Regions from separate parts of the Mus musculus genome. Here regions 2, 3 and 4 are each linked to region 1. A link is a loop called in an ENCODE intact Hi-C map of the cell type or tissue named here. Cell type or tissue: heart. All regions are shown on one strand.

Evidence for each region. Hi-C counts contacts between places; a loop is a spot of excess contacts. Peaks named below come from ENCODE experiments on the same cell type or tissue, not always from the same donor. Only the 100,000 strongest peaks of a DNase experiment are listed, where the experiment ranks them.
Region 2: a loop joins it to region 1, with 16 times the contacts of the local background. A loop is called at or near these places in 8 of 42 quality-filtered maps.
Region 3: a loop joins it to region 1, with 2.9 times the contacts of the local background. A loop is called at or near these places in 3 of 42 quality-filtered maps.
Region 4: it touches region 1 in a loop (2.2-fold over the local background); 6 of 42 quality-filtered maps call a loop at or near these places.

What each region holds. Positions count from the first base shown.
Region 1 is chr5:31,046,005-31,054,004 of GRCm38, forward strand. Slc5a6 (solute carrier family 5 (sodium-dependent vitamin transporter), member 6) reads right to left here and starts at 2,075. Exons shown (of 18, transcript NM_001360022.1): 1 at 1,962-2,075; 2 at 1,626-1,795. It overlaps Atraid (all-trans retinoic acid induced differentiation factor), which reads left to right and starts at 2,636. Exons shown (of 7, transcript NM_027855.4): 1 at 2,636-2,752; 2 at 3,458-3,576; 3 at 6,193-6,264; 4 at 6,458-6,529; 5 at 6,759-6,880; 6 at 7,957-8,000. The coding sequence starts at 2,669. In heart, CTCF peaks have their summits at 2,203 (motif pointing right), 3,565 and 4,589 (motif pointing right); DNase peaks (open chromatin) are centred at 2,227, 2,597 and 3,507; H3K4me3 peaks cover 2,616 bases; H3K27ac peaks cover 2,278 bases.
Region 2 is chr5:30,957,086-30,965,085 of GRCm38, forward strand. It overlaps Preb (prolactin regulatory element binding), which reads right to left and starts at 3,242. Exons shown (of 9, transcript NM_016703.3): 1 at 2,886-3,242; 2 at 2,138-2,327; 3 at 1,631-1,851; 4 at 1,386-1,466; 5 at 1,148-1,272; 6 at 803-976. The coding sequence starts at 3,020. In heart, a CTCF peak has its summit at 3,238; DNase peaks (open chromatin) are centred at 1,006, 3,246, 4,756 and 5,190; H3K4me3 peaks cover 2,262 bases; H3K27ac peaks cover 1,590 bases.
Region 3 is chr5:31,175,620-31,183,619 of GRCm38, forward strand. Gtf3c2 (general transcription factor IIIC, polypeptide 2, beta) reads right to left here and starts at 4,525. Exons shown (of 19, transcript NM_027901.2): 1 at 4,265-4,525. In heart, a CTCF peak has its summit at 4,349; DNase peaks (open chromatin) are centred at 3,802 and 4,472; H3K4me3 peaks cover 2,421 bases; H3K27ac peaks cover 1,965 bases.
Region 4 is chr5:31,102,870-31,110,869 of GRCm38, forward strand. It overlaps Dnajc5g (DnaJ heat shock protein family (Hsp40) member C5 gamma), which reads left to right and starts at 5,450. Exons shown (of 6, transcript NM_177677.3): 1 at 5,450-5,552; 2 at 6,018-6,133; 3 at 6,626-6,839; 4 at 7,309-7,450. The coding sequence starts at 6,021. It also overlaps a transcript of Slc30a3 not described here. In heart, no CTCF peak of the experiment used is centred here; no DNase peak of the experiment used is centred here; H3K27me3 peaks cover 1,185 bases.

The DNA of each region.
Region 1 (8,000 bases):
CACCACCACACATAGGAAGAATATCTATTACAAGGGCTGAAGAGATGGCTCAGGGGTTCAAAGAAAGAGTTGTGGCTGCTTTGGGGAGGACATGTTTGGTTCCAAAAACCTACAGTCAGCTTGAAACCATCGACTTGTGGCTCCCTCACTACTGGCCTCCTCACACCAGCACTCACTCACACACACACACACACACACACACACACACACACACATACAGACACACAATAAAAAAGAATTTTTCACAGGTATTCACCAGTGCTCCAATCTCACTAGTCCCAAGACTAAGAAAGGAACAGAGTGCTAACTGTAGTCAGTCATTCATGGAACAGTATAGATTTCAACTATTCTAGTGACAGATTAATATACCCTGCCCTCCAAGGAAACAGAGCATCTTCTGAACTGTATTCAAACAGTTGGGCACATATTGCCTAGTTGGCAGGGTGCGGTTCCCACAGACTAATCCTGAACTATAAGCCTCACAGGACAAAGAAAAAGTCTGAACTTGGGCCACATGTTCTACCGTCTCTGGGTCAAGGATTCTAAGGGGCTCTGGTTTACCTAAAGGGGCCCCAGGCCTTGATATTTTGCAACACCTTGAGTTTTCTTTCTCTTTGGCAAGCTGTCACTGCTATGGGAAGATGAGGAGGATAGACAAGGAGGGTGACACACACCTTTAATCCTTCTGGAGGCGGACGGAGAGGAATCTCTAGAGTTCAAGGCCTACCTTGTCTACAAAGTGAATACCAGGACAGCCATATCTGTAGAAATACGGTCTTGAAAAAACAAAACAAGCCGGGCATGGTGGCACACGCCTTTAATCCCAGCACTTGGGAGGCAGAGGAAGGCGAATTTCTGAGTTCGAGGCCAGCCTGGTCTACAGAGTGAGTTCCAGGACAGCCAGGGCTACACGGAGAAACCCTGTCTCAAAAACAAAAACAAAACAAAAAATAAAGAAAAAACCCTTCTAGACCAATCCTAGCACACAGGGGGCAGACAGGTGGATCTCTATGAGTTCCAGGCCAACCAAAGCTACACGGTCTCAAAATAAAACACCAAGTGGTCGGGTAGTACCGATTTGGTTCCTCTGCTTCTAGAGTTTCCTGATTAATTATCTGCGTTGAGAAACCACGAAGCCTCTGGGATAGAGGAAGAAGAGGTAAGCAGACAGGAAAACGCCAAGCCAGCAGTAACACAACTTTCATACGATCCAATTCTAGGAAAAGAACAGTGGCTTTCTACAAACTCCACTGATTCACAACAGTGGACATGTCTTTTAAAAAGGTCTCACATTGCATGGGACTTATCTGCAATGAAAGGTATTGAGGTTTGTGGGTTCATTTCTTTCAGTACTGGGGACAAGACTTAACTAGGAATGCCAGAGCTAAGTCCTCACCCTCTTCCCCCTTTGAAATATAAGGGAACACCTGCAGGGCCAACTGTCACCAATATCTAGGGCTTAATATTCCTCAAGATCTGAATGGCCTTTCTCATTAAAACAAGATATCCCACCAGCTAAATGTATTGATAAATGCAAATTCAGGATTTCCAGGCAGATACCTGGAGCCTGTGGAATGGAAGCATTGGCAGGCTAATTGAGATGAGCTCTAATTGTCTCTAGTTACCTTTTGAGGAGTCGTCACCCAGAGCAATAGCTGTCCCCTTAGGTGTGATGGGTCTCTCCCAGCGCCCTTCCAGTCAGACCTGCTGCTGTTCTGCTTGCCTTGCGTCGGTGGTTCGGCCAGGGCTACCAAAGTTCCTACGTTCTTTCCGAAACCAGCATTGGTTTTTCCCCCTTGGCAAGGCAAAGAACATGAGTTAAGGAAGCGTCTTTCCCGCTTCGCGTCCTTGCCCGGGCTGCAGAACACTACGCAACATTAAGGTGAAGGGTTCCCAGGCTCGTGTTCTCTTGCCAGCGTTTGCCCTTCGCCCTCCGATCTTCACTCCTCCATCACCCTTACCCTCTCTCGGCTCAGCTTTCCCCTTCTCTCCGCACGTGGCGAACCCACGACTTTGCACTAGTATTTAAGACCTTCCCCAAAGCCCACACCGAGAGGCTCACCCCGCCCCGCCCCTTCCAGTCCCGCCTCCAGGCGACTGAACTCAGTCTCTCCGGCCCTGCCCAATCCCCGCCTCGCCCGGCCCATCCTACACCCGCCCTGCCCACCTTTGAGATCTCCACATGAGGGCAGCTGGCCCGCAGGCCAGCCCGGCCCGGCTCGGCTCGGCTCGCACCTCCTGACTTGGTGACAGCGGGACAGCAGGACCCCGCCCCCTACCCCCGCCCTCCCGGGTCCCAGCGCCGCCATGTTTACTAAGGGCGGATGGAGCTGCCCGGGCGTCCGCACCGGGCTGAGGGTCATGCAGTAGCTCAAGGCAACTAAGCGCTAACTGGACAGGCCTGCGCTCCAGGAAGAATGGAGAGATGGTGGGTCTGTCCACCGCGAGCAAGCGCAGGACAGGAGCTCAGAATTCCGCGAGCAGCCCGAACCTGCGGGCAAATTACGCCTCGGGCTCCACGGCTCGTGCCCCGGGCGGACCAGGCCACGCCCCAGAGTGACAGGATTTGGAAGCTAAGCCTCGCCTCAAGGCTGGCGCGTGACACGCTGGGGGCGGAGCCTCGCGCTCGGTTCTCGCGAGCTGTCAAGACGGTGGAAAGCAGTGGGAAATGGCGTCTCGGGAGTCAGGCGGCTCTCGGGCGGCCGCCCTGCTCCTGGTTCTGGGCGTGGAGAGGGCCCTGGCTCTACCTGAGGTACAGAAGAAAGTTTGAGATCTGGCTGAAGAAGGTTGCTGGCCGTCAGCCCGGAATCCAGCTCGCCCGCCGGTGTCTGTCCCTTTGGCCAGTCGGAAGCTCAGATTTTTGTCCCTGAAGCTTCCCCGGGCCCTGTGCCTGCGGGGATGGTGTTGTCCAGTACTCACGTAGTGCAGGCCACTAGCACCTTCGCCCTGCCCACATTCAGAGTCCTTTGAAATTTGATCTCCTTGCTTTTGAATAATTTTAAATAGTGCTTCCCAGACGAGTCCCAGGGTTCTTCTGCCAGCTCTCCTTGCACGAATGCTGTGCGTGGTGCAATGGCACGACTATCTATCTATCTATCTATCTATCTATCTATCTATCTATCTATCTATCTATCTATCTATCTATCTATCTAAATATATAGTGATGCTTGAGTACGCTGTGTACCTGCAGCCCTTTAACACTTGCCAAACCATGCCTGTCAGGTGGAGAAGTCTCTGGAGAGGACACAGTATAGTCAAGTAATAATGCACAAACACGAGGATCTTCTCTCGTACAGTGCGCTGATTTGGTGCGGGGGTTTTAAGGGAAAAAAATGGGTTCTGTTTACAAAAGGCACTTTTCCGCTTTGCATTATGGGAATTCTGGAAAGGCTACTGACTTGTTCTTTTTTTTTTTTTTCTTTCTGGAGTCTTAATCAGGTTTCTTTCTCTTCTGCAGATATGCACCCTGTGTCCGGGAGGTATGCACAATTTGTCCAGAGTGGCTGCTTACTGTGAGGATACATCGAAGCTAATGCAGGCCCGATGCTGCCTGAATCAGAAGGGCACCATCTTGGGGTGAGGGAGGAGAAGACATCCTTGAATATTCTTTTGAACTTTTTAGAGTTCCCAGACTGGAGTCTACAGACTTGCCTAGCAGGCTCTGGGGATAAATATTAGTACCTAAGTGGAGACATTTAATGCTCGATTCTAAACATTTGAATTTGATGATTTTTCGATAAGTAAATGATCTTTTGATTTTTTTTTCCCTGAATGACAAATCATAGTTTTTGCCATTTTATAGGCTTTTGTGGCTTCATTTAAAATAGTTTTATTATTAAGTCTTTGTATTATTTTTACTAAAATACATTTAAATTTTTCTTCATTTTATTTTTTTGTTTTTAATTGTGTCTGTCTGTCTGTCTGACTGTCTGGGTACAGGCACTTGAGTGCAGGTGCTGGAAAATTTCAGAGGCCTTGGATCCTCCTGGAGCTGGAATGATAGGCAGTTGTGAGATACAGTGTGGGTACTGGGAACTAGACTCAGGTCTTCTGTAGGAGCAATACTGGCTCTTAACTGCTAAGCCATCTTTCCAGCCTTTAATTTTTTTTTTTCCTTCTTCTTCTTATTGTTGTTCTGGGTACTAGGAAATGAACCTAGGACTTTATGCAAGCTACCTTTTTTGGATTTGCTTTTCCTTTTGTTTTCTTTGAGACAGAGTCTTGCTATATAGCCCTGCCTATCCTGGTACTATGTAGCACAGGTTTTGGTCTCAAACTCATATCATTGCTGTTACAGCTTCCCAAGTACTGGGATTACAGGGGTGAGCCATCACATCTGGCTCTTTTCAGTATTTTGACACATGATCTCACTAATTGCCCACACTAACCATGAACTTGTGATCCTCCTGCCTCAGCTTCCTGAGTAGCTGGGATTACAGGCTTGCAAAAACATATATATTTTATGTTATGATTTTTGTAGTTTGTAGGCACACAGTAAATGGAAAAATAATTTGTTGAAGTCCTTTTTATTTGGTTGGTTTGTCTTTTCTTTTTTAAATTTTTATTTATTTATTTATTTATTTATTGTGTATAGTGTGCCAGAAGAGGGCACCAGATCTCATTATTGATGGCTGTGAGTTACCATGTGGTTGCTGGAAATTGAACTCAGGACCTTTGGAAGAGCAACTTAAGAACTTTTAACCTCTGAGCCATCTTTCTAGCCCCCTTGGTTGGTTTTTCAACATAGAATTTTTCTGTCCTGGAGCTCCTTCTATAAACTAGGCTGGTCTCAAACTCAGAGATCTGCCTGCCTCTGCCTCTCAAGTGCCAGAATTAAAGGTGTGCACCACCACAAGGCTTGGAGGCTTGAAATCCTTAATGTACAGGCATTTACAGTTACCTGTAACATAAAATCTACTTGGGCCAGGCGTGGTGGCACACTCCTTTAATCCCAGCACTTGAACCCACCCACCCCCCCCCCCCAAAAAAAAGAAAGAAAAAAAGAAAAAGAAGAAAGAAAATCTACTTGGGAAAACTTAAGTGATTTGCCTTTTTTTCCTTTCATTTAACACCTCTGTGTGCAGTTGTAACTTCAGTACTTGGGAGGAATATCAAGGTAACCCTCAGCTACTTAGTGAATTTGAGGCTAGCTTGGGTTACATTGAAACCTTGTCTCAAAAGAAAATGATCTCTGTGGGGATGCTGATCATTCTCTCTAATCCAGCATTTGAGAAGCTGAGGCAGGAGGATTGTCACTCGGTTGAGACTGACTCACTCTCTCTCTCTCTCTCTTTTTGGTTTTTTCGAGACAGGGTTTCTCTGTGTAGCCCTGGCTGTCCTGGAACTCACTTTGTAGACCAGGCTGGCCTTGAACTCAGAAATCCGCCTGCCTCTGCCTCCCAAGTGCTGGGATTAAAGCACTCAGGGGCAGTGGGAGACAGATCTCTGAATTTGAGCCTAGACTTGTCTAAAAAGTGAGTTCCAAGACAGCCAAGGCTACACAGAGAAACCTTGTCTCAACAAAACAAAACAAAACAAAACAAAATCTCTGTCTGTGGCTTGGTGCTAGGACTTGCCTGAAATGCACAAGGCCCTGACAACAGTAACTTCTGAGTGTAAGAATTTCAGTAAAACCTACTAATCCTGGAGGGAAAAAAACCCACAAGGCTTCTTCCAGTATTTGCACAATGCATGGCTCTACTGATTAGAGCTGGAGAGATGGCTCAGCAGTTAAGAGCACTGAGTCCTCTTCCAGAGGTCCTGAGTTCAATTCCCAGCAACCACATGGTAGCTCACAACCATCTTTGGTGGGATCTGTTGCCCTCTTCTGGTGTGTCTGAAGACAGTGACAGTGCACTCATATAAATAAAATAAATAAATATTAAAAACAAGAAACTGTGTGACCCAATAGAAATTCCAGTTGCTGACTGAAATGCTACATATCTGTACTAATCAGCACAGGATCCAAGGTTTTATGTGTTTGAAGTGTTGCTTTTGAGAGTGAACTTGAATTTTAGGTAAATTAAGATGTCTACATGTAGCCAGGGCTAACTAGATTGGCTACTACATGATTACAATGTCTGCTACCATAGCCTTAACCTTACAGTTCTGAACATAGATATTCCATCAATATTAGCTTAAGTAGGGGATGAAAAAGAGGCAGAGTTGACACTGATTTCTTTGTTTCTTCAGGCTAGATCTTCAGAACTGTTCCCTGAAGGATCCTGGTCCAAACTTTTTACAGGCTTATACTGCTATTATCATGTAAGTGGTTATATATTTTCCTGCCCAAAAGATAAATATGGTGATGGGAAATAACTCTTGAGAAGGTAGGTTAATATTAGCATCTAACCTTGTACAACTGAGGATAAGGAGTGGGTTACTGGCCCAGGACAGCACATATAAAGGCTAATAGAAAACTTCTGCAAACAGAGCGCTAACAGTGTGTACTTTGCAGAGACCTTCAGGCAAATCCTCTCAAGGATGATTTGGCCAACACCTTCCGTGGGTTTACTCAGCTGCAGACTCTGTGAGTAATACAGGAAGGGAGAGAGTGCTGATGTGCTAAGTGCTCAGCAGGATGAGAGCCACTACTGCTGTGTGGGGTGTGCGTGTGCGCGTGACTGAGTAAGTTCATATGTGCATGTGTGTTAGGGAGTGGACCCATGGCTTTGTGTGTTGTTGAATGTTTGTTCTACTCCCGAGCTACACCCCAACCTCTTTGGCTGTGCATTTATGATCATATGTGTTGTCTTCAGGATACTACCACAAGATGTTCCCTGTCCTGGAGGTAGTAATGCCTGGGACAATGTTACTTCTTTCAAGGACAAGCAGATTTGCCAAGGGCAAAGGGACCTTTGCAATAGCACTGGAAGCCCAGGTATGCTTTAGCATGGTCGCCTCACTGGAGAGTGCTTTCCTTCTTTCTAAAGAGCAATTATTCTCTACGTTAGAAAAGTAAAGATGCTAAAGTGCCTTTTTGTCCTGTGTGTTCTCTATTCCCCTGACGAGGTTTAATTATTATTGTTGCTGTATTATTATTATTTCTTTTTTCTTTTTCTTTTTTTTTTTTTTTTTTGGTTTTTTGAGACAGGGTTTCTCTGTGTAGCCCTGGCTGTCCTGGCACTCACTTTGTAGACCAGGCTGGCCTCGAACTCAGAAATCCGCCTGCCTCTGCCTCCTGAGTGCTGGGATTAGAGAGCTGGGATTAAAGGTGTGCGCCACCACACCCTGGCTTTTGTTGTTGTTTTGATACAAACTTTCTCTGTGTAACAGCTCTGGCTGTCCAGGAACTCACTCTGCAATCTGAGTTGGCCTTAAACTCACAAAGATATGCATGCCTTTTTCTCCCAGTGCTGGGATCAAAGGCTTGCACTACCTCCTGATGAGCTTTTCTTCTAGTGTTTCTTTTTGTTTTGACTTTCTGAGATAAGTTTCTGTAAGGATTCCTAGCTGATCTAGAACTTGCTGTGTACACCAGAACTCACAGAGATCCGCGCCTGCCCTGCTTCCCAAACGCTGTGATTTAGGTGTTTACCACCATGCCTGGCTTTTCCCTCTACTTTTGATGTACAAATAATTAAGAATCTAAGCAGATTTGAAAAAATGCCTAATGAGATCCAGTGATCTCCTCCCATGCAAGTACCAATCAGGCCCTGCTTTGCTTCTGAGATCAGAAGAGCTTGGCTCTGAAGCCCGGCGTGATGGCACATGCACTTGGGAGGCAGAGGCAGGTGGATTTCTGAGTTCGAGGCCAGCCTGGTCTACAAAGTGAGTTCCAGGACAGCCAGGGCTACACAGAGAAACCCTGTCTCAAAAAACCAAAAAAAAAAAAAAAAAAAAAAAAAAAAAAAAAAAAAAGAAGAAGAAGAAGAAGAAGAAGAAGAAGAAAGAGGAGCTTGGCTCTTCAGGGTAATTGGCCTTAGACTTCAGTGACTGTTTTTCTCTGGCTCCCAGAAATGTGTCCTGAGAACGGATCTTGTGCATCTGACGGTCCTGGT
Region 2 (8,000 bases), 89 kb before region 1:
ATACATACAACAGAGGTTTCACTGTAACATACAACAGAGGATTCACTGTAACACACAACAGAGGATTCACTGTAACATACATACAACAGAGGATTCACTGTAACACAACAGAGGATTCACTGTAACATACATACAACAGAGGATTCACTGTAACATACAACAGAGGATTCACTGTAACATACATACAACAGAGGTTTCACTGTAACATACAACAGAGGATTCACTGTAACACACAACAGAGGATTCACTGTAACATACATACAACAGAGGATTCACTGTAACATACAACAGAGGGTTCACTGTAACATACATAAAACAGAGGATTCACTGTAACATACATACAACAGAGGTTTCACTGTAACATACAACAGAAGATTCACTGTAACATACAACAGAAGATTCACTGTAACATACATACAACAGAGGATTCACTGTAACACACATACAACAGAGGATTCACTGTAACACACAACAGAAGATTCACTGTAACACACAACAGAGGATTCACTAACAGACAACAGAGGATTCTCTGTAACACAACAGAGGATTCACTGTAACACACAACAGAGGATTCAATGTAACATACATACAACAGAGGATTCACTGTAACATACAACAGAGGATTCACTGTAACATACATACAACAACAGAGGGTTCACTGTAACACACAACAGAGGGCTCATTGCTCTGAAGCTTGTGCAAACTCCCTCCCCACAACAGTGGTCCTCCAGAGACTGAGTCAGGACTCATTCCCCAGCTCCCTCAAGCGCCCACCATCCAATCAAGCAGTAGGACTTCACACCTGACACTGAGGCAGGAAATGACCTCATGGCCACAGGATCTGGTCCGAAGAGGCAAGAAGGTGGAACTGTCCCAGGCTGTGAGGTAGCAGGGTGGGGGCTGACGTAGGCGCTTGTGGGGTATCTGCACTGTGAAGAGTCGCAGCCCACCGAGCTGATCTGGAACCTGCCCAAACCTGGAGGCCAGGCAAAAGGCTTTCAGTTCCTGTCAGCCCTCATGTTTGTGCCCTGCACCCTGGTCACACCTGGAACAACCTCCAACAAGGCTCCAGCCATGGCCAGCTCCTTCTGTCTTTTCCCATTTCCCAGCTGAGGTGTGCCTGCCAGCCACCCTGTGACCTGCACACCTGCAGGCCTGGTAGCGGTATGGTGTATTAGAAGAGGCTGGTCCATTCTCTTGCCACTGTAGCTGTGTCACCAGTTGATCCTTCTGCCACACAGAGGCCTTAAAGTCCCAGCCCACTGTAACCAGCTGGGGAGGAGTAAAGATCCCAAAGATGGACAGTTAGGACATCTATGTACTGTGCAAGGCACACAATAGGCTCTGCCTTTCTGCACCAGCATCCCACATCTCCACCTCCTTACCTTGCCATCAGGACCCAAAGTCAAATCTCCAATCTCCCCTTCATGGGCTTTGAACTCCAGAACTTTCTCCAGGCTAGGTACCTACAGCCAAGACAGTTACAGACCAGACAGCGAGAACGCTGAAATCCCCATCCCTCTTACCCCAATGGCCACTCAAGTTTCACAGAATGCATATTCAGATTCTCACAATTTTGGTGTTATTGCAACTAACACTCACCCACCCCCCCAAGCCCCTAAAACCACACCTTCCAGACACGAACATGACCATCAGTTCCTCCAGTGGCAAGCAGGGTGTTATCATGGTTGAAGCACACAACTTTCTGCAGCGGTTCATTGCTGAAGTCTGTCTGTACTGCCTCCAAATTCTTTACTTTGAGTTCAACCCCTTCGGGGTGAACTTGTGCTCCCGATTTCTTCTCTGCTGGAGGAGCCCCCTTTCTCTGTCGAGGTCCCTGCTCCTTGGAACCTGCAACACAAACAATTTGCCAGGAACCAGATTCCTTTGTTGTTGTTTTTTAAGACAGGGATTTGCTAGGCACCCCAGGCTAGCCTTAAATATCCTCTTGCCTCCACTCCTAAGCTCTGAGACTACAGCTGTGCACCACCTCCCTCAGATGGACCTGAGCATCTGTATTAACTAACACCAGTCCTCTAGTGACCCAAGTACAGACTTCAATGTGACCACTGCCCCACACCTAATCTCTCGTTTTTGGAGACCAAGAATTAGAGCGACTTTTTCCAAAGCTCTTCACCTGACTTCTCCGCTTTACTGCCCTTCTGTTGATGGACCTGGAAACGAAGAAGCTGACACTGGGCATCCTGTCCGGCAGCAAGAATGTCACCAGCAAGCGCCAAATTCATGGTGGCCCGTGTCTCCGTGTCATGAGAGTGCAGCAAGGAAGCGCTCAGGCACCCGTTGATCAGCTCTAGCTGCAGAAAATGCTGTGAGGGAACCAAAGTGGGCAAAGGTCAGGCCAGCCCGGAAGTCACATTAAATCCTAGTCTCTCTCAGTTGTACTTTTGCTTCCCGCACCTCCAGCTCTTATTTTTTGTTTTTTTTTGTTTTTTTGTTTCTTTGGTTGTTGTTGCTGTTGCTTAGAGCTGTATTCTCTTACTGGAGCTTCTTAATTCATACAGCAAGCAGGGTTTAGATTACTAGGTCCAGTTTACAGAAAGAAAAGAATTCCGTCTCCAGCTGCTTGAAGATGGACAAGACAATGTGCCTTCCTGGAAAAGGCCAGCGTATGAGCCCTGGACCAGCTCTCGTAATCCGGCGTGGACAGTCCTGGATTCGCAGACCTGCACAGCTTTCAGTCTAATTTTGGCTGTCTCAACCACTCTGCTCAGGTGAAACCAGCACCCGAACGGCAATCCTGGGTGCTCCCGCTAGAAATGGGTAGGGACTAAATCAGGGGTACTGCTCACCTCTGCATCCCCCGGCCACCCTGGAATCTCCCTGGGCCACGGTATAACCTGTTCTCAGTGGCCCTGCGTTCTCACCACGCCATTCTTTATGCCGGTCTTGGCAGCTCCTCCTCCGCCCGCAGCGATGAGCAGCCCAGTCTTGGGGTCTATCCGAAGCGCGTACAACGGGAACGGGGCCCGGTACAGCTCCACACCCCGGCGCCGACCCATCCCGCCCGCACGTTCACCGCCAACCCCGCGGAACCCACGACATGCCGCGCCTCGCCTCCGAAAGCTCAGGAACTTGGCGCTAGAGTTTTCCGGAAGACTGCCGACCCCTCTCAGCACTGGACTTGCCACCACTCAAACCACCGCAAGCAGCCGATCTGCGCCCGCGCGGCCGACTGGGTCTTGCAGGCGTTCAGTGCGCACGCGCCGAGCTCCTGGGCTCTCTCTGCGCAAGCGCAAGACGCCAATCCGCGTCAGCACTAGCGGGACGCGCTGTCACGGAACCCTGGCGTCGGATCCGGGTCCTAGCCCCGAATGACGATGAAGCTGCCATCTTTGTGTGGGGCGTGGGAGGTGGGGCTAGAAGAGATTACTGAAGATCAGTAAATCGAATTAAAAAGTTCTCGGACTGGGACAGTCCCCACTTCAGGAGAGATACACAGCAGACTCGTACAAGCCGGGCCTTTGTGTGTTACTCCAGGGAGGAAATGGGTTCTCCCGGGTTGTGTGGAGGACAGACACTCCAAAACAGATTCACTGCTTCCTAATATCCTAATATGAAGAAATCAGTCCCCACTTTGAGAGCATCCTCCGCGGTTGATTGGACTCTTTCTTATGGCTTGACATCCACTTCTGGAACATCGAACTCATGGGACTGGCAAGACTTGAGACTAGGCACAAAAACCCACAAAATCCCAGATAAACCGGGCTATTTGGTTACCCTACTATTTAAGTGTTTTTGGAACATGTTCACATTATAGAGATGTAAGGACCATTATTTGAATATGGTTTATATTTTAGTATTTGATGTCTTTTGCGATTCATAATGAGCCCCAGTCAACCATACATGAATTTATACTACCATGGTGTCTTTTGGACCCATATGCAGCTGAACAAACCACGTGATTAGAAGAAGCCAATTTTAGGCCCATTTACTAGCCTTCAGGGAGGAGAGAGGAACTTGACACTGAATTCAGTCACCAGTGGCCAGTATGTGCCCATATGATGAAATATTTGTTTTTAAAACAACCCTAGACAATAGGGATCAATGAGCTCCTGGGTTGGTGGTCTCATGTAGGTGCTGGATGGATGGATGGTGTGCCCAGAGAGGGCAAGGAAGTACTGCATTCTTCACCCTTTATCCTCCATGTACCTTGCCCTACACATCTCTTCCCTTCTGCTAATTCTGAGTTCTATTCTTTATGCTAGAAGAGAAATCCTAAGGAAGATGGAAGTGAGCTCTGTGTGCTGTTCTGACAACTTACCAGACTGACAGAGGAAGTCACAGGGACTTCTGCTTCCCAGCCTGTTATTTAGAAGTACAGATAGATGGTCAGGACTCAAAGCTGGAGACACTGGAAACGATCCTTTAGGATCAGTCCCTTTGATTTATGGGATCTATCCAGTGTGAACACCTGTGGGTGGGTGGTGTTAGAAATTTCGTTCCATTGTTGGACAGATACCTAGTTGGTGTCTTAGAATTGGAGATGTGTCTGAAAACACTCCATATTTGGTTTCAGAGATGTCCTAAGAAGCAGAACTTCTCACTGTGTGAATGAAAAATGACTAGGCAAACTCCAGTTCACACTGGCCGCTTCTCTTATTTTATGTCAGTTCCTGTTTGTAAAACACTGTTGAGCAAGTGAAAGGAAGGTCGCTAAGCACCTGGCAGCCAGGCTCTAATGCAGTTGTTTTGGTTTGATGGTCATTTCCTGTTGTAGATATTATCTACCACATACTCTTCCCACCCAAATTCCTCCAAGTCTAGGCAAGAACATCATGTGCTATTTCTTGTGAACATTCTACTGCAAATGGTTGTTGAGGGGATGGACAAACACTCTAACTGGGGTTGGCTAAGAAAGTTTGATCCTGATGCCTTTCCTTCCCTTTTGTTTTTGTCGGGGGGGTGGGGGGGTGGGGGTGGGGAGCGGCGTTCATGCTCTGTGGTGCACGTGCGCTCAGAGATCATCTTTCAGGGTTGATGACAACTTCCCACCTCTTTTCCTTACTGAAGTGTACGAATTTATCACTGAGCCAAGCAACTTACACTTATAGTGCTGATAAACACCCACTTGGGTTCCTAGATAAATGTGCCCAAATCTCCAGAGGTGAAAACTTCCAGCTCTACCTGGTAGGACTGCTCCTTGGCTGAGATTCAATATAAGCTGTGAACCATGATGTGTGCGTCCTTACAGATCCAGCCTGGCTGTCTGCCTGGGGCATCTCTTGTAGAGAGAGATGCCTGGTTTTGTTACCAGTTTTCATCAGCACCTTTGGCGAATAGTTGCCTTTTACTTTTGTTTATGGGCCAGAAATGACTTGATTCTGAAACTGTTGTGAGAAGTCAAGTGGTCAGCCCACAAGGGCAGAGGGAAGGACAGTTTATTTTTTTGTTTGTTTGTTTGTCTGTTTGTTTGCTTTTCTTTTTACTTGTTTTTTTCCAGACAGGGTTTCTCTGTGTAGTCCTGGCTGTACTGGAGCTCACTCCTTATCAGTCTGGTCTTCATAGAGATCCCCCTGCCTCTGCTTCCTGAGTGCAGGGATTAAAGGGACTAGGGTGTCCTCAAACTCCTAGATAGAAAGGCATATGCCACCATGCCTGGCCTGCTTTTTGTGTTTTTGTTAGTTCAGTTTTGGTTATTTGAGGCAAGGTTTCTCTGTGTATCCCTTGTTGTCCTGGAACTCCCTCTGGAGAGCAGGCTGGCATTTGAACTCACAGAGATCCACCTGCCTCTGCCTCCCACGAGCTGGGATTAAAGGCTTGAGTCACTGTGGGGTACATAGGTTGCACTACCAATCAAGCCCCAGAAATCTCAGGGATCTGAGACAGTAGGAGGGGGGTTGCCTCCTCCCAGTCTCTCATGCCTGCTCTGGAACAAGTAACCATGACCACCAACTGAGAGGGCCTTGGGCACACAGTCATGTATCATAGCACCTCTAGTTCTTCTCCATATTAATGAAGGCTCTAGATAGCCTTAGCTTTCAGCCAATGACCTTCTTGAATATTCTCACGCCTCTACCCCAAAAGGTATATAATCCCTGGTTCACCCCGGAAAAAAAGTGTATGCATCCTCATCCACTCCCAATAAAGTAATATGAACAAGCAAGGATTGTCTCAGAGAGCTGCTTCATGACCGATCACCATGGGAAAGGCCTTTGCCTAAATGAACTGCTGTGACATCATGACTCCAGAAGAAGACCCTTTCTCTTCAGCATTCTCTCCCAACTGGACCAAATCCTGCTCATCCCTGGTCCCCTTCCTGCCTGGTATGCAGACTCGCGTGAGCAGAGATGAGGACCTTGGACTCTTGTTCCTGACTTCCTCTCCAGGCAGTATACCTGCAACACCCTGGTACCCAGAGAGGAGGCCAGGAACCACAGCACTTATCCCAGACCCCACTCTCCCCTTCAGGTCTGGAGAGCAGCAGCAGAAGCAGCACACTGACCCCTGAAGGGAAACACAGGGTATGTTATTCCAGACTTTGCCTCTGGCCTTCTCTGGGCCAGCATATTGTGAATACTGGTGATGCCCTAACACCCCTGGTAGAGAGGCAGAACTTGGTACCACACACAGCCACCACCCCTGGTCTGGGCCAGAGTGTGAGGACACAGAGTACATGTGGGGAATTGGGGAGAGAGCATATGAGTGCATACATGACAGGGGTTTTAAAGATGTAGTTATTCATTTTATGTGTATGCATACTCTATCTGCATGTACACCTGCATGCCAGAAGAGGGCATGAGATCCCATTACAGATGGTTGTGAACCACCATGTGGTTGCTGAGAATAGAGCTCAAGACCTCTGAAAGAGCAGTCGGTGCTCTTAATGGCTGAGCCATCTCTCCAGCCCACAAGACAGGCTTTTAATGAAGACATTCCAGCTGGGCTATGGAGCAACACCTCAGAGACTAAGAGGATTTGCTGCCTGTCTTATTTATGTGTTTCTATTGCTGTGGTGAAACACCATGACCAGGAGCAACTTGGGGAGGGAGGGTTTAATTAGCTTACATGTCCATATTACTGCTCATCCTTGAAAGAAATCAGGGTAGGAATCTGAAGACAGGAGCTGACACAAAGGCCATCGAGGAGTCCTGTTTACTGGCGTGTTCCTCATGACTTAATCTGACTGCTTTCTCATAGAATCCAGGGTTACCAGACCAAGGAAATTCCCACCCACAGTGTGCTGAGCTCTCCCCCATTGATCACTAATTACAATGCCCTAGAGCCTTGTCTACAATGAATCTTATGGAGACATTTTCACAGCTGAGATTCCCTCCTCTCAGATGTCTATGACTGTGTCAAAATTGACTTTAAATTAGCCACACAGTGCCCTTGCAAAGAGGGCCTGAGTTGAGCTCCTAGCACCCACAATGGGCAACTCACAACCTGCTATAACATCAATTCCAAGGAACCCTTTGCCCTACACTAGTACCTGCACTTACAGTGCAAACCCACACAGAGACACACAATTAAACATAATAACCTTCAACAATAAATAAAAACACTCAGTGGTAATGGCATTGATCCATCTATTTATTTATTTTTATGAAAGAGCTGTAGTTTATTAGAAGACACTTGACCTAGGCCTTGAGAATGAAGGTTAAGAGAAAGAGAGAGGCTCAGGAGAAAGTCACAGGTCCCATGCAGATGAAGCTGGTCTTGAACTCCTTAGGTAGCTGAAGGTGGCTTTGAACTTTAGATCTTCCAGCTGCCAGAGCCTGACGTCAGTGGTTCCAAGAATACACCACAGCTCCTTGTGTATGAGGATCCATCCCAGCTCTTAGTGTGTTTGAGGCAAGCATCCTTACAACTGGGCTATGTCCCCAGCCCAGGTTTCTGTCCCCATTTGAGGAAGGGCAGACCCTTCCCCACTAATCTCCATCACAAGCCCTACTATGCAATACGGTTGTGCTGGGGGTTAAGGATCATAAACTTTGGAGGTTGAATTCAATTCATAGGAGTGATGGCATCTGACCTTTCAC
Region 3 (8,000 bases), 130 kb after region 1:
TATAAAAAGAAAAAGAACAAAACAAAACAAGAGTTAAGGGTTTTCTGGATCCTAGCCATCAATGTTACATTTGAATTGGGGATAGTGGATGCCTCTGGTCTACAATACAATTAAAGATCATCCTATCACATTAAGAGGACTTTCTCAATGGGTGGTGGTGGTGCACGCCTTTAATCCCAGCACTCGGGAAGCAGAGGCAGGCGGATTTCTGAGTTCGAGGCCAGCCTGGTCTACAAAGTGAGTTCCAGGACAGCCAGGGCTATAAAGAGAAACCCTGTCTCGAAAAAAAAAAAAAAAAAACAAACCAAAAAACAAACAAACAAAAAAACAAGAGAACTTTCTCACACCAAATAATAGACGAAAATATCTTCGATTTTATGAATCCAGAAATATCAGATATATAATCACAAACCAAGGAGATTGGCAGAAGTAAAACACTGACCACAAACCAAAAATTCGAGCAAATACAACTCTCTAAGGGTCCAGTTTGGGGTCAGGACAACCTATTTGCCTTTGAAAAAGGGGAAGAAATAGTTCAAATCCCAGGAGGGAACCTTCTATAGGTTGAGACATAATTAAAAGATAAAAGAGTTCATCAGCCTCAATGGAAAGGTGTGCTCATATAAAGACTAAACGAAATATGTAAATTAAAGCTCCAAAGAATCTCGTAGCTATAACTAGATTATAAATGACAGCAGTAAATCTTCTAACTCAACTAATGAGGACACAATGCAGCCTCATATGCTAACGATACTGTATATGGTGTAACGATACTGTTCTTCAGTAAATAGAAGGCCTGTATCTCTTAATAAGCAAAAAGGATCCAACGTGAGACTTATGCAAGCAGGACAGGAAGAAAAAAAGTTGAAAAGTACCTTTCCAAAAACTATTCCAGAAAACAGAAGTAGGTTTTCAGCCAACACAAACACTACCGGATCTAAGAAACAAGAGAAAGCAATGCAGAGGGGCCTGAGAAGCAGCAGGGAAAGGAGTCAGGTCAAAATCCACAGGAAGAGAAAGAGAGCAGTCAAACACTGCTCAACAGTGAGACCAAAGGCAGGCTGAGAAAGCTCTCGGACTCAAAGAGTTAGCTATAAGAACATGATAGGCGTGGCATTAGTGACAGAAGAAAAGGAAAGACACTGGCTAACAAGTAGTAAATTGATGGGCTCTGCTGTTGTTTGTGAGGAGGGTTCAAACAATGCTTCCCTGGCTGCCTTTGACCTGACGAGAATTTGCCTGCTTCTGATGGGATTAAAGGTGTGCTCCAAGGAAGATTTTAAGGAAGACAAGTGTGATAACTTCGGAGATGTGCCAAGATCAGGAGTTCAAGACCAGTCTGGAACACATAAGAGCTCCCATCTCATAAATAAAGGAATGAGAAGGGCAAGGCGGTTGAAAGAGCAAGGTGGCAAGAGAGAGCGAGAGCTCAGCATTTAAGAGAAAAAAACCTTAGAAAAGGTTCAAGGCCAGCTTAGTCTACATCAGGAGTACTAGACAAGCCAGAGGTACATAATTAAGACCCTGTTTTAAACAAAACCAAAAGCTAATAGAAGAGAGGGATTACAGCACACTTGTAATCCCAGTAGTGAAAAGTATCACAGTCAAGAGGACGGACACTTCCAGGCCAGCAGGGACATAGTGAGACCCAGTCTCCTCTCAAACTCCCACCCTCCAAAATACTGAAAAAAGGAAGACCTTGAAATAAGGAAGACCTCAATTTATGAACCAAGAACATTTACTGGAGTGCTGCAGAGATAGTTCCACAGTTAGGAGCACTTGATGCTTTTAAGAAGACCTGGGTTTAGTTCCCAGCACCCCCCGTGGTGGCTCACAACCAACCACAACTCCAATACCAAAGGATCTAAGGTCTTCTGAGAGCACCAGGCACATAAGAGGTGCACATGCATACAATACACACAAGCAAAACACCCACGGTCAGGAATAAAGCAAAGGCTTACTGTACAAAAAAGAAATAAAATCAACAAACAATTACTATAGCAAAAAATATCTGAGTGAAAACACTACATTTCAAAAGGAAACATCTCTGCTCATCTCAGCACTTTTGGTATGAGTCGCCTACAGAGGAAAAGGCACCAGAGCTGCTTCAAAGTTCTCACAAATACTTGAAATCAGAAGAGAATTACAGCCTTGAGAAACCCTTCACTAAGCTAAGACATCATTCATCAGCATGACATCCTGGATATGCAAGTGTAAGATCCATGTAATTTTTTCTTTTCTATGAGCTAAAGAATAGTTCAGGAGTAGAGCATTTGCTTAACATTTCCCAAAATCTTGGAGTCAATCTCCAGTACAGGAAGGAACAAAGAGAGGGAGGGAGGGAGGGAGGGAAGAAGACTTGCTAATAGAGAAACTCTAATATCAAACACTGGCATCATTCACAACAGTGGAACATTAAATTGCGATTAAGTAACTATGGTAACCATAGCTACGAAACAGATTCTCACTTCAGATTTAAAGGTGTCAGTTGGCCAGGATGGTGAAAGCTTGTCATCTCAGCCCTTAGGAGCTGAAGCTAAAGGATCTGGAATTCCAGGCCAATCAGGGATAAAAACCTGTCTCCAAGAAAGTGGTCTTGTAAAACAAGTAACAACAAACCAATATTCAGACTTTAGTAAACTAAGACAAAATCAATCTGTCTTTGAACGTTTGGAAGGTGGTGGTAGCGCATGCCTTTAATCCCAGAACTTGAGAGGCAGAGGCAGGCAGATTTCTGAGTTCGAGGCCAGCCTGGTCTACAGAATGAGTTCCAGGACAGCCAGGGCTACACAAGAAACCCTGTCTTGAAAAACCAAAAGAGAAAGTTTGTAAGATAAAGATAAGAAAGTAAGTTAAGTAAGTTTGTAAGATCTTGCCTTCCTGGTTTACTACACTATTCGAACTCGATGCATGAATCAGTATATAACTTTTTTCAGTGAGTGACTCAACATACAAAAAAAAAATCCTTTTAAAAATTCACTTCTGAGGGAGGGTGTGGGGGACTTTTGGGATAGCATTGGAAATGTAATTGAGGAAAATACGTAATAAAAAAAATACAAAAAAAAAAAAGAAAAAATTCACTTCTAGTAAAAGGCAGTGGCAGTGAATGGTAGAATTCCTATTTAGGATCTGACAATACAAATTTTAAACAGTAAAGGAAGAAATGTTCAGTAAATTCTAACTAGGATTTTTATATCCCATACTGTCTGATTTCCTTGCTGCTTCAGGTTGCTAACCTGACTACTTTGGCAAAAGAAAAACAATTAGATAATACTTCATCTTAAACACGGACTCACTTCACATACACTGTTTAATACACTGGTTCCCAAAGTATTCCTATCATGCAACTGGTGATTTATCAGATAATTTTACTGGTCCAAAAACAAACATATTATTTGTACAAAAACCTGCAACTCACGTTTTCAGTTGATACTGCTAGAAACTAAAGAGTGTAAATCTGAATAGAACAACTTAAAACTATTAGGAAAAATGGCACTGCAGTTGATAGCGGTAAGCGGTAAAAGGTAACGTAAGCAAAGGTTAATTTGAATTTATGTAACAATCAATGTACCTCCAAGGGCAAAAAGACCTGGTTATGTCCTAAACCTGCCCAGAAAAGTGAATTACCTCCTGTGGGGGTGAAGTCGCCATCTCTGTCTTGTCCAAAAGACGGCAAACTTGCCGCGGGATAAAAGGACCAGTATAAGGAAACATAACTGGCCCTTGGCTGCGCCAATGGGGTTGCAGCGCGCGGGGCACAACCCCCGGGGTTAGAGCCACTTGGAGGAAAAGGCTGAGACACAGTAAGAGGGAATGAGCACAAGAGGACTGACTGCAATCAGACAGAGACACCACCACCTGCCATTCCCCAATCCTGGCCGTGGGGGCAGCTTTCGAGCCCCAGGCGAGCCCTGATTTCCCTAAGCCTTAAGATAACTGCAGGTTCACCCAAGTCCGAAGGCCCAACGTAACGAGTTCAACGTAAGCAGTGCAGAAACCTGAGTCCAGTTTACCGCGCTACATACACCGAATTGGGGAAGAAGGTAAGACCGGCTGGCAGAGATGGGGGATGCTCAGTGGCCCCAGTGGGGACGGAGGAGAGAGCTCGACGGTTCTCGGGAGAAGCGCAAAGGCTAGGAGGCGCGCTGTCTTGCGCGGGAGTAAGACGGGAATCGGGAATCGGTTCCCATTGCCTTAGCGCTACGGCAAAAGAATGGGAGGAGTAATTTTGGGTCCCCCGCACACCCCGTTGCGGTACACTCACCCGCGCCAAAGTCCTTCCGGAAGTCCAAGTTCGAAGATGGCGCCGCCTGTCGGGTCGCGGTTTTATGACGAAATCTTGATCGGCTCTTCCTTGCCCCGCCCCCGAGACAAGGTAAACGCAAGCTTGGTCTGGAACGCGTTTCCTGCCGAGCTTTCTTTTAAACTCTGTGTTCCATAATGCAGCGCGGCGCGGCACTGAGCCCTCCGACGCCCGCGAGCTGGAGCGTGGCTTCCGCGGCCCTAGGACACTGCAGGGCCTTCTGGGAATTTCAGCGACCGGAAGGGGAGGTCGGCGCCTGCGCGGCACCGCAGCTCCACCAGCAGCCTTGTGGAAAAGCATTGAAGAGGAAAGTGTCGCGCTTCTGCTGTCGCCGAGCGTTCCGACCTGCCTTTCCACCCAGGTTGCTGGCTTTGTGGAGAAAAGAGCCTGACCACACCTGATTCTTAACTACAGTCCCGAGCTTCGACGGACTAGGAGACAATCCCTCGCCCCCAGAGATCTCCTGATTTTCTGCTGCCAGTGAATGAGCCAAGACAGGAAGAAAATAAAGAGGAGGGCTTGGAAAGAGGCCAAGGGAAGAAAAGAGCGGGGGGAGCCTAGCCTGGGTGGGTAGGCTGCGCTTTTAAAGAGAGCATCAACCCAGGCCTCACGCCACTCCCTCACTGGGAAGTGGCCTCCGAGCAACAAGGTTTTCAGCCTTTTAAAACCATGTAGCTTTCACAGATCTGCCTTTACCCAGGAGGAGGGCGAATTAAAATGAACCGGAAGAGGTGAAATATGGCAGCTTTCCCCTTTCTAAATAGTCTTGTTCAATTATTCCCTTGGTTAAATCTTTACAAAGAGTAATGGTGCACGCTTATAATCCCAGCACTCCGGAGATGGAGTCAGGAGGATTAGCAGTTCAACGTGATCCATGACTACTTGGAAATTGGAAATCAGCCTGTACTATATTAGACCATGTCTCAGAAAAATGAGAAAGGGAGAAAACAATGGGGCACGTCAACTCCCAGACTAGGTACTCAAGGCTGAAGCAGGAAGATCTCTTGAGCTCAGGAATTCAGGTTCTACCAGGGTAATCCTGTATCCTACCAATTAAAAAAGGAAAAAGGGATTTAGCCAAAATCTGAAAGGAAAGAAAGAGAACACCCAGTTCTCCGACATCCTCTTATGCTCAAATGACAGCATTTTGAATGGCTGTCTTCCTCTTTTAGATAATAGCTCCTAAACATTTTATAGGGAGTAACAGATTTAGTGCTTTGATGAACAACATCTCTTAAAATCCTGCCTCTGGTTAAGTTCTCTTTGGTTTTATCACACAAAAAAATTTTTTTAAAATAACTTTGATTTTGGAAAAAGATTCTCAAAGTTTAAGATACAACAAGTGAAAGCTCTTTTCTTTCTTTTTTAAGATTTATTATTATATCTAAGTACACTGTAGCTGACTTCAGACTCACCAGAATCATTACGGATGGTTGTGAGCCACCACGTGGTTGCTGGGAATTGATCTCAGGACCTTCAGAAGAGCAGTCAGTGCTCTTAAATGCTGAGCCATCTCTCCAGCCTGAAGGCTCTTTTTTAAGCTTAACTAACCCTGCACGCAGTTGATCTGTTTCTCATTGTTGGTCCAGCGTATGTATTTATACTGAAATTCCCTTTTATGGAATACCATAGTTGGTCTGGAGCGCATCACGGCTCCGCATCAGCCTAAGTGCTCTCATTACAAGCACAAACCTCCATGTCTATCAATTCTTGTGTGCGTGTGAGAGAGAAACTATGCTCACATTCATGTGGGTGCTTTTCGAGGCCAGAAGAGGATGTTAGGTCACTTGGTGCTGGAAGCCATCTAACATGGGTCCTGGGAAACTGGTCCTCTAAAAGAGAAGCACACACCCTTAACCACTGAGATCTCTCTTCCACCCCTGTCTGACTGGGGTTTTTTTTGTTGTTGTTTTTGTTTTCTTTTTCTTTCTTTCTTTTTTTTTTTTTTTTTTTGAGACAGAATTTCTCTGTATAGTTCTGTCTGTCCTGGAACTCAATTTGTAGACCAAGCTGGCCTTGAACTCAGAAATCTGCCTGCCTCACCCTCTCAAGTGCTAGAACTAAAGGCGTGCTCCACCACTGCCCAGAACTGTTGCAGGATTTGATCATACTGTGACCTCAGATTGTTATTTACTGGAAAAACCTGTTTTTATTTGTCGTGCGGCTCAGCCTTAGCACACACATTTTTGGTTTTTCCAGACAGGGTTTCTCTGTTTAGCTCTGGCTGTCCTGGAACTCACTTTGTAGACCAGGCTGGCCTTGAACTCAGAAATCCGCCTGCCTCTGCCTCAGCACACACCTTTAATCCAATATTACAATATTGAATACTGTAAACAGGAATAAATAAAGTCTGATCAAGAGGAGGAGCAAGCAACCAGTTGACAGAAGTGAAGGTAGGATTATTAGGAGTCAGGGAGACAGACGAACGAAGTAGAGGGAGGGACATCGGTTTGAAGAAGGGACATAAGAGATGTCAGCTGCTGAGTGCTTTCTCTGCCTCTCTGAGCTGCAGGCTTTCTTTCACCAGAAAGAATTATAGATTGCTACTATAATCTTTGTTTGTTTGTTTGTTTGTTTGTTTTGGTTTTTCGAGACAGGGTTTCTCTGTGTAGCCCTGGCTGTCCTGGAACTCACTTTGTAGACCAGGCTGGCCTCGAACTCAGAAATCCACCTGCCTCTGCCTCCCAAGTACTGGGATTAAAGGCGTGCACCACCATGCCTGGCCTGCTACTATAATCTAATGTCTAAGTTCCTTCAGACATGTTACTGTATGGCTAGGATGAATGCCTTGAAGTTGAATTACTGGGCCAGTATTTAGGTAAGCACACTTATAGTTTTAGTCAATAAACATTCTCTTAGGTGTTCTGACTCAGTCTCTAATTTCTTGACAGTTATCTTTCTAAAGCATGAGCCTAATCCTGTTGCTTTGCTCTAATCCTGTTGTATCACTGAGTGGTACATACTCATACTGATCTAAAATAAGATGCCACGGAGTATGGTAGTCCAAAGCCTGGAGACCCAGTACATAGAAGCACTTGGAAGGCCAAGTGCCCTTCACGGACAGCCTCGCCCTGGCTGAAAAACAAAAACTAGAGAGTATAAAAGAACAGTGAAGTATTTATCCTTCCTTTCCAGTAGGACTTAGAGTTTAGAAAAACAAAGTGATGTGAGGGACTTACACTCCCACCCTCCCTTTCTCATTTGATTTGTGTAGCAGCCTACGCTGGCTACAAGTACATGAATCTTCTGCCTTAGCCTTCCTTGTGCTGGCTGTTTTGCAGGCATGTGCCATCATACCCTATAAAATGATTATTACTAAATATGGAAAGAATGAGAGTTAGAAAAAAAAACCACTTTTATATTCCAGTGCAAATATTCAGATAGCCAACAGCAGTTGGATAAAACCACTATTCATGAAAAGTTCAGGGAAATTTTCTCCAGGAAACACTCATTACTAAAAATAAAATCACACACCATTGTTTGCTCCCTGATACAAAGCAGGATGAAGCACTTTGACCCATCTAGGTATCCCTACCAAAAAGGTAAATCAGAAATTACATGGCTTACAGAAATGAGTTTATACTACTTAAAAAAGAAGACATCCCAGCCGGACATGGTGGTGCACGTCTTTAATCCCAGCACTCGGGAGGCAGAGGCAGGCAAATCTCTGAGTTCGAGGCCAGCCTGGTCTACAGAG
Region 4 (8,000 bases), 57 kb after region 1:
AGCTGAGATAACGAGCCTCCTGAACAGCACTGGATCCTTAGACATTCAGTCTTGACACTGCCATTGTTAGAATAGTTGTGAAGCAGAATAAGGTAGAAAAGACCAATTATTAGATGCTGATTTATTAGTGGTTTACTTAAAGCTCTACTTGGACTGCCTACTTACGAAGCATGACTTCACTCACTACCTGAAGCAGAATGACCTGGAAAACCAGCTTAGACAGTGGGTCCTTGACAACCTGATGACTGCTATTCTGTAAAATCTTGGTTGCTTGGCTGCCCCACCTTGTGGTTTATAAATGTGGAATATAAAATGAGAACACAAACTGCATCCAGGACCAAAGACTTTCAGTAGCTATCTTAGCTTATGTCTACTGCTGGCGTCTTTCTTCTTCCATTCACATTTCAGAAACATTCCCCTAACAGTGGAACCAAACCTGTAAACCACTCTAATAAATCTCATGTATATATGAGAATAATATTTTAACCTAATATATATATTAATCATACATATTATATATAAACCTAATGTAATATACATCATATATTATTTATATTCCTAACACTAACATTTATATATGTCCTATATGAATATATATGTTGTATCATATTTTTTTCTATCAGTTCTGTCACTCGAGACCAGTGGTTTTCAACCCTCCTAATGCTGCAATCCTTTAATACAGTTCCTCATGTTGTGGTGACCCCAGCGATAGATGAACTGCTACTTCATAACTGTAACTTTGCTGCTGTTGTGAATCGTAATGCAAATATCTTATATTTCCGATGGCCTTAGGCAACCCCTATGAAGGGATCATACAACCCCCAAAGGAGTTTCGACCCTCAGGTTGAGAAGTGTTGCTTTAGAAACTTCACCCTGACTAATACAGGACAGAAACCACAGTGGGCAGTCATTGCATAGACCCTAAGTTGGAGTCAGGAGACTGAGTTTGGACACCACCGGGTGACTCTCAGTAGCTTGGTCCTTCTCTTTGTTTTTGTTTTTCGAAACAGGGTTTCTCTGTATAGCCCTGGCTGTCCTGGAACTCACTTTGTAGACCAGGCTGGTCTCGAACTCAGAAATCCGCCTGCCTCTGCCTCCTAAGTGCTGGGATTAAAGGCGTGTGCTACCACACCCTGCTTTTTTGTTTGTTTGTTTTTTTTGTTTTTGTTTTTGGTCCTTCTCTTTGGAAAATACATGCTTCAGTTAGGAAATAAAGGGATCACAGTTGCAATTAAATCTCTTCAGCTCAAAAACTGTAATTCTAGAACTGGCTTGTTGGATGTGACAAATTATGATCGCTCTCTTTCTCTCCAATTACATATGTTCATATATATATATATATATATATATATATATATATATATATATATATACATAGTATAAATATACCAGTGTCTGCTGTCTTGTATATGTGTGTATTCTAGCTATGTGACTACAGTGTTTTTTTGTTTGTGGATAAACAAGGGATGCTTCACTGTTTCTTCAAACAGGACCAAATGGCTGCTGAGTAGGCTGTCGGGGAAGCTCACTGACTCAAGGTGTGTGACAGGAAGACAAAGAACTCTGGAAAACGGAACCTGTGGTCATCTGCTGACAAGTTTATTTTGTTGTTTCTCTTCCTTTTATTTTTGCAAGCAAATCTAAGTTTTGGGATCAGGTGGGAGTAGCAAGTGATCTCATAGAAGAAGAGAAGGTTCAGAGGTGCAGGGATCACATGGCTAGTTAGAACCAGAGCCAGAAGAGGGATCTAGCACCTGACTTGCAGGCTCCTGAGAACCCATCAAAAGCGCTGTGCTGTCTGGAAAGCAGTGCGTAGAAGCCTCGGGTCACACAGCACGCCAGGCCCTCTTGCCTGCTGTGTCCCAACACTTGGCGGCTGCCAGGCTGCCGTATCTTTTTATTCGGAGCAGGGCATCACAAGAACTGAAGGCTCTTTCGAGGGCCACAGACTGGGATGGATTAGGATGCCAGAGGGTGTGCACAAAAAGAAATCGCATTCTGCAGCTTCTGGCAAGACTTGAAGGATGTTTACTGATTCTCTGCCAGGGCCCGTCTTGGTACAGCAGGGTTGCAGTCATGCTGTCTGTACGAGTGTATCCGTGTCTCGGAGCTCAGAAATGGTTGGGTAAAGGTGCTCTTTCCTTCAGCCAATGGCATTCATTGATCACCTTCAGTATCCCAGTAACTGTATGAAGAGCTGGAGGAATACTAGGAACTAAGGAGCTCAGGAACATGTGACATGTTATCTGTCATGCGCCCCACCCCCAGGTTGTCACCTCTAGAACGGTATGGGCAAAGATGCTCTGTCATCTTGTCCACTTCCCCAGCTTCTAGCACAGGCAGTTTTTGCTGGCCAACCTCCAGGCTTACATTCTATCGGGAGGAACAACCTCCAGGCTTACATTCTATCGGGACAAAGATCCTTTAGCTTTAGCTCATTCAACAAATCATGAATTCACTCACTGTGAGCCAGGCACAGCTGTAAGCACTGGAGATACAAACCAACAAGGTCCGTGCCCTTATGGGCGTCGTCAACTGAGAAAGTCAAACATTAAACAAATTACTATGAAAATAATTGTGTGTGTCTGTCTGTCTGTCTGTCTGTCTGTATCATGGTGAAGGTTGTGATGTAGATAAGGAGAGAACTCAGTTTAAAACCTTGTCTAAAGCCAGGCGTGGTGGCACACACTTTTAGTACCAACTGTGTGAGTCCAAGGCCAGCCTGGTCTACAGAGTGAGTTCTAGGACGGCCAGGGATGCGCAGAGAAACCCTGGCTCGAAAACAACCCTGTCTGAGGAAGCAAGCTCCTGAGACCTGTGAGGATGAGACGTAAAGCTCGGGAAGACTCCAGGAAAGAGCCCTCCAGGCAGAGAAAATGACAAGGTCGGTGGAAACACGGTCCTCAAAGAAGTGACAGGAAAGGAGAGAGGCAAACCCCAGAGAAAGCAGTACAACACTTCTCCAAGACCCTGAAGAAAGAGGCAGGGCAGAGCCACCCGGCCTGAGAAACAGAGGGAGGGAAATCCACTCAAAGTGCATGTGGCTCTGCCTGTTGCTCTCCCTCCCTGTGGGTCACACGGGAGCTGCTATGTCTATTGGCACTGGTGCTGTTGAAAATTGAGGTTAGAAAATCAAATCAGCACAAACCAGTACGTGACCAACTTCCCCTTTCCTGCTTGGGTGGGTAGCCTCAAAACTCATCTGACCCAACCTCATGGATTTGGTAAGTATGCTTGCCTAGGTGACTGGCATCTCAGCCATGGAGCATCGACCTAACACTTAAAACCTGGGAAAGTCAACGGCAAGAACAGCTGTAACGAAGAATACAAGCTACGCAAGGGGTGATGAGCAGGGACGAGGAATAAAGCTCGCCCAATTCCATGTTCCAGCAAGCACTGAGAACCCTCCTCTGCAAAGGAAGGCAACATTACAAATACTGCCCCCTGTGAGGAATGACAAGAAGTCTGGCCAGGTAGAGACAAGTGTCCCTTCCCATGTTGGCAGGTGGGGATGTAAAATGGTACCTTCGGAACCACTCTGGTAAGAAAGTTAACAATAGCCAGGCGGTGGTGGCACATGCCTTTAATCCTAGCCCTTGGGAGGCAGAGGCAGGTGGATTTCTGAGTTCGAGGCCAGCCTGGTCTACAAAGTGAGTTCCAGGACAGCCAGAGCTACACAGAGAAACCCTGTCTGGAAAACCCAAAAAAAAAAAAAAAAAAAAAAAAAAAAAAAAAAAAAGAGAAGAAAGTTAACAATATGGACCAATAGCTTCAAAAACAGTCAGTTTGGGGCCAGCAAGGTAACAAACACAGTGGGTAGAAACACTTGCTGTAAAGAAAGCCTAAAGGCCTGTGTTGGGTCATCAGAACTCACTAAAGGGGGAAAGGAGATTGACATCTAAGAGTTGGCTTTATCCATTCTTTTTGTTTGTTTTTTGGCTTGTTTTTGGTGTTTTGGTTTTTTCTCAGACAGGGTCTCACTATGTAGCTCTGGCTGTCTCGGAACTCACTATGTAGACCAGGCTAATGCCACACGCGTAGATGCCAGCCTCTGCCTCCCAAGTGCTGGGACCACAGGCATGCACCATGAAGCCCAGCTGTGCTTGTTGCTTTGGAAGAGGACCCAGGTTCAGTTCCCAGCACCCACAGACTTACAACCCCCTATAATTGCAATTCCAGGGAATCTGATGCTCTCTTATGACTTCTTCAAAGCACCAAGCATACACATGGTATACATGCATTCAGGCAAAGCACCACGCACAATAAATAAACAAATCTTAAAAGAGCCGAGTTGGGCAGGGCGTGGTGGTGCACGCCTTTAATCCCAGCACTTAGGAGGCAGAGGCAGGTGGATTTCTGAGTTTGAGGCCAGCCTGGTCTACAGAGTGAGTTCCAGGACAGCCAGGGCTATACAGAGAAACCCTGACTCGGAAAAAAAAAAAAAGAAAAAATAAAATAGAAAGAAAGAAAGAAAGAGAAGAAAGAAAAGAAAAGAAAAGAAAAGAAAAGAAAAGAAAAGAAAAGAAAAGAAAGAGCTGAGTTGGGAAAGTTTAAAATATGCATATTCAGGGCCAGTTAGATGGGTCATTGGGTGAAGGTGCCTGTCACGAAGCATGGCCACCTGAGTTCAATCCCTGGGACCTGCATAAAGGAAGGAGAGAACCAATACTCACATCTCTGATCTCCACATGCAAGTCACCAAAGGCATACACACACACACACACACACACACACACACACCACATACATTTTTCCTTTCCTTTTAACTCAATAACTCCTTTCCCACTACGCAACCCTTAGACAGAAATCAGAAATTTGTTCAAGGATGTTATAAGCTTTTCAATGAAAGGGGTTAATGTATGGTCAAGTAGTTATAAACAACTCAATATACAGCCTAGATTATATAATTACATTATGGTGTCTCCTTAGTATGGAAGCACAGAAGTGAAGAGTGACTTTTGGAAAGGATCAAAAATATCACTTTGAAGGGACATGCCAACAAACTGTTACAGTCTAATGCCATAAAGGCCTTAACAGGAGACAACTGACCGGGGAAGGTCAGATTTTTCCAGAACACTGATATTTGAGGTGAGTTTCAACATTTGTAGAGAAGTTTCTACATGGAAGGGAAATAAAAAGGACCAAGTGAAGACTCTGAGGATGTCTGCAAAGGTAATTCCTGCCTTACCTCTCATCTGCTAGGTCACCAAGCCCATAGTTTTTCCATTAGTGAGTTGAAGACCCATGACGGTGATCGGGATGGTCATGGCCTCTCCCTGGAGATGAGATGATGTGGAAGGCTGTGCCTTCGGCCCTGGGGGCTGGAAGTAACGATCAGCCCTGAGCCTGAGGGTCAGGCTTCTGGAGCGACAAAAGTTCCGGGCCCAATATGGGCTCCCGACTCGGTCCTGCTGGCGGCGCCAAAAAACTCGCGTCCCCTACAAAGTGCGCAAGCGCAGTTTCCATAGCCCAGAGGCAATATGAAAGTTCACGTCTACCGGGAAGAAGGAAGCTTGTGTCAGGCCTACCTGGTTTTATAGAACAATTCTGAGGTAATAAGCTAGGTCTGGAGTCAAAAGAAGATGCTAGGCTGTCCAGCGCAACAGTTCTTGTCGCCTCCCCTCTGTCCAGGGAGCCATCCTGCTCTCAGTGCTGTGGGCTTGAGGCTGAGAGGAACGCGAGTCTAGGCCCTCATGGGGTCCTGAACCCATCTTTGATCTGGCTAGTTCTCTCTGCGACTGTTGTGACTTTGACTTCTGATCCAACCTATTTAGTGGCTGGGTTACCTGGTATTTCAAACTCAGCCACCAGGTGGTCAGGTGTAGGGCTATTTACTTCAGGTACAGGAGCTGTAGACAGACTGTTCCTCATTTTAGACCTACCTCTCCTTTCTAGGCCGCTCTACTGGGAGCTACATGCCGGACAATGGGAAATGTGTATGGCTTTGACATTTGTGTTCTTCTACATTCTTGTGATTCAAGTCAGAACAAACTTGTATTTTTGTCCTTTTGACTCAGAGCATGCCTCTTACGTATGACGCAACCCAGCGACTATCTAGAACTGGGAAAAGCCTCTATGCAGTGCTGGAACTGAAGAAGGGTGCTGAGACTGCAGACATCAAAAAAGCCTACAGGTTCAATGCCCTTTATTCACCCCTGGTATCTATACCCCCCACTACCTTTAACATCTTCAAACTCTATTTATTTTTAAAGATTTATGTATTTATTTTATATATCTGAGTACACCATCATTGTCTTCAGAAACACCAGAAGAGGGTATTGGGTCCCATTACAGATGGTTGTGAGCCACCATGTGGTTGTTGGGAATTGAACTCAGAACCTCTGGAAGAGCAGTCAGTGCTCTTAACCTCTGAGCCATCTCTCCAGCCCCAAGTCCCCCCCCTTTTTTTTTAAATCCCAAGACGATTTTATCTTGGGGCCGAAGGAGGCCACCCCTCCTTCAGTGTGACTTGAGAAGAAATGTAGACCTTGCCTGCATCTTGTATCCCCATCTCCTGTATCCCTTGCATTATCTAAAGACCCAGACCTGCAGTTCATCCTAATCTTCTTGCCTCAGTTGCTTCCTGTAGCCCTCCCCACTGTCCTTTTGACTATTGTCTGGATAGGAAACTGGCCTTGCAATATCATCCAGACAAGAATCCAGATAACCCTTTAGCAGCAGAAATCTTCAAAGAGATCAACACAGCCCATGCCATACTCACCGACCCTACAAAAAAGAAGATCTATGACCGGCACGGCTCACTAGGATTATACCTGTATGACCATTTTGGTGAAGAAGGTGTCCGATTCTATTTTATAGTGAACAGTTGTTGGTTCAAGGTACATTGTACTTCTTATTAAGAAAGGAATTGGAGGGGCTAGAGAGATGACTCAGGTGGGGAGCATCTACTGCTCCCATAGAGGACCTACCTGGGTTTGATCCCATTACCCACATGACAGCTCACTACTATCTATACCTCCAGTCCCAGGGGATCCAGAGCTGCCTTCTGGCTTCTGCAGCTATCAGGCTTGCACATGATGCACAACATACATGTAGGCAGAATATAAAATAAAATTGACCCAGCTGTGGTGACACAGACCTCTGAGCCCAGCTCTTGGGAGGCAATGGGTAGCCTGGGCTATATAGTAAGATAGTGTCTGTGTCTATAGAGTAAGGAAGGAAGGCTGCCCTCCTCTCAAGACAATTGTGTCTGTCCTCCCTTTCTAGATGTGAGGACAGAGAGAGGGGGATCTGCATGGAACTACAAAAAGAACAGGGGACCAAGGCCTCTTCTCTCCTCTCTTGTAGACACTTGTTATCCTTTGTTGCTTGCTCACTGGTTGTTGTTGTTGCTGCTGCTGCTGTTTATGCTGTGGTAGACTTAATCCATCAGCCGAGGAAGAGGAAGAGAATCGCCAAATGAATGTTTCTTCTCAGCCTTCAAGATCAAGTGAGGAACAGAGACAGGGATTGGGGGTCAGGTCTCAGTAAGGAATGGTAAGGTAGAGTGGAGAGAGGGGCTGTGAGAAAGACCCGTGTGAACCGAGCAGTTAACCCCAACATGTGAGTGTCTTGAGTGTTTCATTGGAGGTGAAGAGAGACGGAGAAGGTAGCCGATGTTCCTTATGCTACAGACTGACATTTCAGTGTAGCGAGGGCTTTTCCTATGAAGGAACTGGGGAAGCACAGTCTTTCAAAGGAAATCGCTGAAGGCAAGTTTGCAGGTGCAGCTTATTGCAAATAGAAGGATGATCTAGGAGCAGAGCATTTGCCTAGCACGTGAAAGGCCCTGGAGTTCATTCCCAACCTGCGGGCTGACGGGTGGGGGACTCGGGCAGGAGGAATGCATTGCTTTATTTTTTGTTTTTTTGTTTTTGGTTTGTTGTTGTTGTTGTTTTGTTTTCGAGACAGGGTTTCTCTGTGTAGCCCTGGCTGTCCTGGAACTCACTCTGTAGACCAGGCTGGCCTCGAACTCAGAAATCCGCCTGCCTCTGCCTCCC